Linked DNA regions of Mus musculus: regions 1 and 3 are each linked to region 2. A link is a loop called in an ENCODE intact Hi-C map of the cell type or tissue named here. Cell type or tissue: left cerebral cortex. All regions are shown on one strand.

Evidence for each region. Hi-C counts contacts between places; a loop is a spot of excess contacts. Peaks named below come from ENCODE experiments on the same cell type or tissue, not always from the same donor. Only the 100,000 strongest peaks of a DNase experiment are listed, where the experiment ranks them.
Region 1: a loop joins it to region 2, with 10 times the contacts of the local background. A loop is called at or near these places in 38 of 42 quality-filtered maps.
Region 3: it touches region 2 in a loop (2.9-fold over the local background); 15 of 42 quality-filtered maps call a loop at or near these places.

Annotation. Positions count from the first base shown.
Region 1 is chr4:133,003,955-133,006,454 of GRCm38, forward strand. Gm36599 (a long non-coding RNA gene) reads right to left here. Exons shown (of 3, transcript XR_390813.3): 2 at 526-795. Among named protein-coding and RNA genes, the nearest start is that of Gm36599, 2.9 kb to the right of the region's middle. In left cerebral cortex, a CTCF peak has its summit at 1,512 (motif pointing left); a DNase peak (open chromatin) is centred at 1,500.
Region 2 is chr4:132,944,713-132,947,212 of GRCm38, forward strand. No RefSeq gene overlaps it. Among named protein-coding and RNA genes, the nearest start is that of Gm36518, 15 kb to the right of the region's middle. In left cerebral cortex, a CTCF peak has its summit at 990 (motif pointing right); DNase peaks (open chromatin) are centred at 224, 1,001, 1,548 and 1,833; H3K4me3 peaks cover 383 bases; H3K27ac peaks cover 1,118 bases.
Region 3 is chr4:133,208,487-133,210,986 of GRCm38, forward strand. Gpr3 (G-protein coupled receptor 3) reads right to left here. Exons shown (of 2, transcript NM_008154.3): 2 at 854-2,500. The coding sequence ends at 1,881. Among named protein-coding and RNA genes, the nearest start is that of Gpr3, 2.8 kb to the right of the region's middle. In left cerebral cortex, a CTCF peak has its summit at 1,110 (motif pointing right); DNase peaks (open chromatin) are centred at 1,120 and 1,921.

The sequences.
Region 1 (2,500 bases), 59 kb after region 2:
GATGTTTCGCTTGCGTGGTCTAATTTGATCTTCACCACTAGGCTCTGCAGCAATGGGAGATTATAGCCATTTACAGAGAAGAAAATGAAGGTTCTGACCCTCACCCAAGGTCATTCCGTGAGATGATAGAGTCTGGGTTTGAACTCTAGGACTCACTCGTGTGTTCCACTGGCACACATGATAGAGCTGTAGGACAAAATCTAATACTGATGCAGCGAGGCTGTGGATACAGGTGTCTCCGTACTTGCTGATTGCACTCAATTGGGACTAGAGAGGTGGCTCAATGTTTAAGGGTCCTTACCACTCTTGTAGAGGACCTGGGTTCAATTCAGAGCACCCACATCTGGAAGCTCACAGCTACTTGAAACTATTTCATGGGGTTCAATGTTCCCTGGCCTCTGAGGACACTAACATGTGCATATTAACTCATGCATGCATGCATGCATGCATACATACATACACACACACACATAAGTAAAAATTAAATAACCCACCAACTTAGTCATTTGTTAATTTCATATACACCTGTTTTTGTGTTGCTCTGCTTGTAGTTTTTAATGGGCGTTGTTCTTTCTTTGTTGTTGTTGCTGTCGTTGTTGTTTTGAGATGGACCTGGTCTATGTAGTCCATGCTGGCCTTGAACTCAAAGTCCTCCTGTTTCTGTATGCATTTAGTGTTGTCTCCACTAGGCTGGTCTTGTCCAGAAAACATGACAGTAAACCATTACAACACACAGCAGCGAGGCCAGTGTAGGCGCCCATGGAGATTTCTTAGAGTATGTGGAATGAATTGGCTCTGAGGAAACAGGAGAATGAGGTCATCCCGGTTGAAAGAGTAGCACGTGCAAAGGCCCTGAGGTATAGCCGAGGGAGACTCAGGCAAATGCAAAGAACTACATATGGGATGGCAGCGAGCTTAGATGAACCAGGGCAGAATAAGGATTAAAGGCGTGTGCCACCACACCCAGCTACCGACTACTCTTCCAGAGGTCCTGAGTTCAATTCCCTGCAACCACATCGTGGCTCACAACCATCTGTAATGTGATTGGATGCCCTCTTCTGGTGTGTCTTAAGACAGCTACAGTGTACTCATAAATAAAACAAATCTTTAAAAAAAAAAAGAAAGAAAGAAAGCCAGGCAGTGGTGGCACACACCTTTAATTCCAGCACTCTGGAGGCAGAGGCAGGCGGATTTCTGAGTTCGAAGCCAGTCTGGTCTGCAGAGTGAGTTCCAGGACATCCAGGGCTACACAGTGAAACCCTGACTTGAAAAAACCAAAATTAAAAAAGAAAAGAAAAGAAAAAAGAAAGCTAGAAATCGCCTGGGCATCCACGACACACCATAGGAGACCTTTCTGAGTCCCTCTGCTCCAAAACTGAGCTGGAGGAATCCTCTGTCCACTCCTATACGTGTTTTCCTGGTACAGTTAGGAAGCCTTTCTCCCCTTAACCATTCCTAATCAGGCACTTGGCCTGGATGGCCTTGCAGTGATGCTTGCCCTCCACCTAGTGGACACTCTAGGAACTACATCCAGAAATGAAGGAAACTTTTTGCTGGGTGGGATGGTGGGGTGTCAGGTTCCAATTCCCATTTCAAGATACACAAAGTTTAATGGTGACCAAGTTCAGAGGAAAGATGGAGAAGATGACAGTTTTGGATGTGTTGGAGATCAGAGGAGGATCCAAAATCAATTGGGCGGGAATTTTTTTTTCTTTTTTTGTTTCTTTCTTTCTTCCTTTTTTTTTTCCTTCCTTTTATCTTTTTTTTGGTTTTGGTTTTTCAAGACAGGGTTTCTCTGTGTGTAGCTATGGCTATCCTGGAACTCACTCTGTAGACCAGGCTGGCCTCGAACTCAGAAATCTGCCTGCCTCTGCCTCCCAAGTGCTGTGATTAAAGGCGTGCGCCACCACTGCCCAGCCTCTTTTTCTTTTTTACATGACAGGATTTCACAATATCGGTCTGGCTGTCTAGGAATTTACTCTGTAGACCAGGTTGGCCTCAAGCTCACAGACATCTGCCTGCCTTTGCCTCCCATGTTCTGGGACTAAAGGCATGAACTACTACAATAGCCCTGGGCAAGTCCTTTTCAGAGGAAACAAGAAAATAAACACAGTCAGATAGGCAGCTTTAGTTCCAGCGCTCTGAGAGACAGAGGCAGGCTGCTCTTTTTTCGTTCCGGGCCAATCCAGGACTACATAAACTACATAGTAAAACTGTCTAAAAACACCAATGAAACAAGAGACAAAGACAAGCGACTAGGACTGGAGAGATGGCTTAGCAGTTAAGAGCACTGGCTGCTCTTCATTATGTAAGAACAGCAGGGCTGGTGAGATGGCTCAGTGGGTAAGAGCACCCGACTGCTCTTCTGAAGGTCCAGAGTTCAAATCCCAGCAACCACATGGTGGCTCACAACCATCTGTAAAAAGATCTGACTCCTTCTTCTGGAGTGTCTGAAGACAGCTACAGTGTACTTACATATAATAGATAAATAAATCTTTAA
Region 2 (2,500 bases):
CAGTTATGAGATTTTGTTTTTAAGTGTGTGCATGTGTGCGGTTTAGAAAAGTTATAGTTCCAGACAGTTGTTAACTCCCTGATGTGAGGTCTAGGAACTTAACGGGTCCCCTGGAAGACCAGGGAGCTCTTGTAACCAAGAAGTCATCTCTCCAGCCCCCTGGGCTTCCTCTTCTAAAGTGTCTGCTGAGCAAACGCACACGCTCTGTAACCCCTGGCCTTCTCAGATCCTCTTGCTTCAGAGCAGAGTTTATTTTGGGGAAAAGCCATCTTGTAGTGCCAACTTTGGTGACTAAAGTGGGGTTGGTGCTGGGCAGTGCCATGTTTGGTCACAAAGGGGGTGACTAGAAACTAACAGAGAATGCTTTTTACTCTGGAGCTACATCTTAAGACGAGCCCCAAATTAGACCTCAGTGACTCTGGGCTCCATCCCAAGTATAAAATAGAATAAAATAAATTCAGACCCCGGTTTCTGACTGTCTTGCTGTAAGACAATGTCAAGGTCATCTCTGGTCCTCAGGTTTCTCGTCTGTCAAATGGTGCTAAAGGAGTCTCATCCAGACCAAGAGTGTCATTCCCAAGTGTGGACGTTAGAGGATGTGTCTTTGTTTTTAGCTTGAAGGTTTAAAGATGGGTGTGTGCCAGGGAGGCAGGAAGAGGGCGGAGCTGGAGCTGCAGGTCACTGTGAGTCACTAAATGGAACTCTGTCTGCTGGAAGAGCAGCAACTGCTGAGCCGTCTCTCCAGCACCTTGCAGTCAAGTTCTTGCTGTGCTGACCAGGCTGCCCTTGAACTCCTCGGCTCAACAATTCGGCCGCAGGCTCCTCCAGCACTTGACTACAGGCATACCATGTCAGCTGACTTAGTCCTGACCTTTCATCAAATCCCTTTATCTAGGGAGTTTCCTTCCAGGCCCTGGTACCCTTTAACAGTCAGCCCCTCCTAAGGCTGGCGCCACAATCTCATGGTGCAGTGTACGAACATGACCACCAGGTGGCACTGTAGTCCCGGGCTAGACTTCATCAGCCCTCATTATCCTTGAGCTGCTCCGCAATTACTAAAAGCCCTCCCTGGGGCAGTCTCCACCACAGTCTTCCGAGACTGAAATGAATGGACCTCGGCTTCTGCTCTGCAGCAGGAAGCCTGGACGCTGGAGTGATCATTCCCAGGGTCTCTGAAGGACCTTCCTCCTGCTCTCCTTCCCAAACCCCTAGTTCCACAATTCAGGACCCTCTCTGCCATCAGGTCTGTCTTCAAGTTCACAGCCTATGCACCTCCCACCCCCACCCCCCGACAGAGCCATAAGGTTTTAGAGGAGAAAGAGAGAAACACGCCACCGCCACCCAGGCTTCTTGGCTGGCGGTACAGGGAAATGCTGAGAACCGGGCGTTACTAAGCTGACCTGGAAAGGGGCCTGGGCCAGCAGCAGCGGAGGTTGCTGAAGCAGAAGAGGCCTGTGGCTTCCTGTGAAGAACTGAGGAGCCACGTCCTTTAAGCAGATGGCTGGGGGGAGGGGTGGAAGACTAGGACGCCCAGGCCTCCCGGTGAGGAGAGGGAAGGGTCCCAGGAAGGCAGGCGAAGAGGCCAGGGAGAGCGTTCTCTTGCCTTTCAGCCTCTGCCATCTCCTAAGATAGACAGGCAGGACAAACAGCGTCATTAATGTGAAGCTACCCGGAAGAGACAGGGGCAGGAACAGGTCTGTCTGCTCATACAGACAGCAAGTCCAAGCACCTAGCCACAAGTACCCAGGTTTCAGTGCCTGACCTCAGAAACTCAGATAGAGAAACCCAGCCCCAAGTTCTCGGCCTCAAAACCCCAGCTTGTTCCCAACTGCATGCACCCACTGTGCAAGCAGAAGACGTAATGCCCTGTCAGAGGCTGTGGGGGTGGGAGTGGGGCGGAGGAGCGGGGAGAGGAGAGGGGAGGGGAGGGCTGGTGAGCTCCCGGACACAAGAACACGGGACACGCGATTCGATCCAGATCCAGAGGTTCTTTATCGGAACAAACAAATGATTCCAGATGGAAGCTTTGCCGCAATCCTTACAGGATCTGTTTACTGAGCTGACTCGTCCCTGTAGCCAGCACCAAGGAAGTGCCAGGCTGGTCATGCAAATAACCACACAGCCCAAGCTGGGCGACTTGGCTGCCTTTGCCCTACGCATACAGGCATACAGCTTGTTTGTCCAGGGTTGTGTCTCCTGTCACACCTATGGAGAAGCCTGCGTCCTTAACAAGGTCAGGGACAGAGAACTCTGCTGGAACCTTTCCTGAGCAGAGAGCAGGGGGGCTGCCACTCCTGACACAACACGGCTGTGTCACAAAGTCTGTGTGTGTGTGTGTGTGTGTGTGTGTGTGTCTGGGCCTCTGCCTCACCACTGTCTCGCTCCTCTGGAGGTCAGAGCACAGCTCACAGGAGCTCATTCCCTCCTACTATGGTTTGGTCACCCGTGTCTTTACCCACTGAGCCATCCTACCTGCCGGAGCAGGAACTCTGCGTCAACA
Region 3 (2,500 bases), 260 kb after region 2:
ATGTGGGTAGTGGGAATTGAACCCAGGTCCTCTGTAGAAGCAGCTCTTAACTCTTGTTTCTCCACCCTTGCTACGGTGTTGCTAGGGTTTAAGTGCCTTAGGCTGGAATTGAACTTAATGTGTAGCTGAGGGTGGCCTGGTACCTCATGTTCCTCTGGCTTCTGCCTCTCCAACACAGAGAATGCAGGCGTGTACGGCCCCAGCTCAGAGCTTCCCTTGACGCTGCCTCTGCTCTTGCGATGAGCTTCCTCCCTTCCTAAGCCCCTGCAGTTCCAGTGTCCAGTTGCGAACACCAGCTCTCCAATGCGACCACCTCCCAAATGTGGGCCACTGATCCCAAGGACATAAGGCAAGGTCCAGAAGGTTGAGCTCCAGGGTAGGAAACAAACAAACAAACAGGAAAAGTCATTGTCCAGGAGACTGAGGACAGGTTTTGGAAACAGATGTTCCAGGTTTGAATACTATCTTGTATTTCTAGCTGTATGACCTCAGCAGTTTTCTCATACATTTAAGGTGGAGACCAGATAGCCTGTGCCATCCATCCTAGCTAGGCATGTACCCTTAGCACAATGTAGCCCAGAGGAAACACAGTGGAAGGCAGCTATTGCTGTGAAGGGAACTTGCATGGTACAAACATGTTCTGCATGCCTAAGCCCTGATCTGGCTACTGTGGACAAGCTGTGGGGACCTTCAAACTAAGAGGAGTATCCTGGTTCTCGTCCCTGGATAGGGAGGTTCTTGCAAGTTGATGTCCAGGATTTGGTCCAAGGGATACTAATTTCCCAGATGCATTATGGGTCCCACTATTCTGGCTCAACTCCACACTATGCAAATGCACAGACACAAGCATTTATCCAAAAAAACCATTTTTTTTTTATTGAGTAGGGTTGGGGACTGAACAGGAATGCACTGGGGGCCATAACCCGATTGGCAGAGGGGTGGGGGTACTGGCTCTTGTCCCGCCTCCTCTCGGGCACCTCAGGGTAAGGCCTGGCCCCCAGGCCATGGCTGTGGCGCTGAAAGCCAGGCTGGAGTGAGAGATGGGGGTGCATTTTACAATCCCGACTGCCTTGTCGGTTTGCAATTCCCCCAAATGGCCACCAGAGGGAAGCCGGGCCTCAGCGCAGAGGAATTCTCGGTTGCTCAGGTGATGGCTTCTTAAAAAAATAAAAAACCAGAGGCTGGTGTGTTCTCCCTGCAAACCCGAGCAGTGCGGGCCTGGGGAGGAGGCTCTGGTTTCTATGATTTCTCTGATAAAAAATAAGCAAAAATAACAAAATACGTGGTTTCTCTTTTTCCATCCCGCCCCCTTCGGAAACTGAGGTCAGAAATGGGGTCATGGAGGCTGAGGATACCCTGATATGAGCTAGATTTCTAGGTGTAGGTCTCTTTTTTCCCCCTTACCACCCATAAGCAAATTTATAAATAAATAAATAATAAATAAATAAATAAACCTTCTCTGTATGTCCACATATATAGAGATAAATCTTTCTCTCATCTAGGCAACTAAGTGATTAACCTCTGACTCTGGAGCTTCGAAATTCAAAAGCGACATGATCAAGGTCAAGTTTCTGGGAAGGAAGATCAAGGACTTGGAATGGTACTGTAAAATTCCCAGCCTTCTGGAACTGCAAACCACTTGGGCTGTGAGACATTTCCGAGTGGGACCCTGACCATCTGGAACATTCTAGAGCCACGCGGTCAGCTGGGGTGGGCCCCCCGCAGGAATCTTGAATAAGATCCTAAAACACCCAACGTCCTAGAACTCCAGAACCAGCTGGGTCTTAAGGGCGTGGAGCTGGGGATTGGAATTAAGCCCTGGTGGACCTAACACTCTGGAGTTCTATAGTAGTCAAAGCCACAGGTTCACCAGGATGAAACTAGACATCACTAGGGGACCGGGACCGGAATGGAATCTTGGAAGTGGAACAGCAGCAGCAGATGGCCCACAGCACCTTCTGCACATCTTGGTTGCGAAAGGCGTAGATGACAGGGTTGATCATGGAGTTGTAGGTGGCTGGGAGCAGGGTAAGATAGGTGTAGAGACGGGGAGAGTCGGCATCTCCCAGGAGGCAGTAGACAGTGAAGGGCAACCAACAGGCAGCAAAGGCGCCAAGCACCACAGCCAATGTGGCGATGCCCTTGCGGGTGGCCACGTAGTGAGAGGCAGGCAGCAGGTGTCGTTGGAGGGCGATCTGCTGGGCATGGCGGCAGACGATGCGGCAGATCTGGGCATAGAGCTGCAACATGATGCCAAACACCATGAAGAAGGCGATGGCCAGAACCACCAGATGGTTCTTGGAGAGTGGATAGACCACACCACACGTGGTCAGGCCATCCCGGCAGTTCCAGGCCAGCACGGGAACCAGCCCCAGGCCCAGGGCACCCACCCACACCAAGGCCAGCATCACATAAGTCCGAGTTACCGTTGTCTCTGAGTAGTAAGTGAGAGCATTGTACAGGGAAAGGTAGCGGTCAACGGTAATGGCCAGCAGGCTGC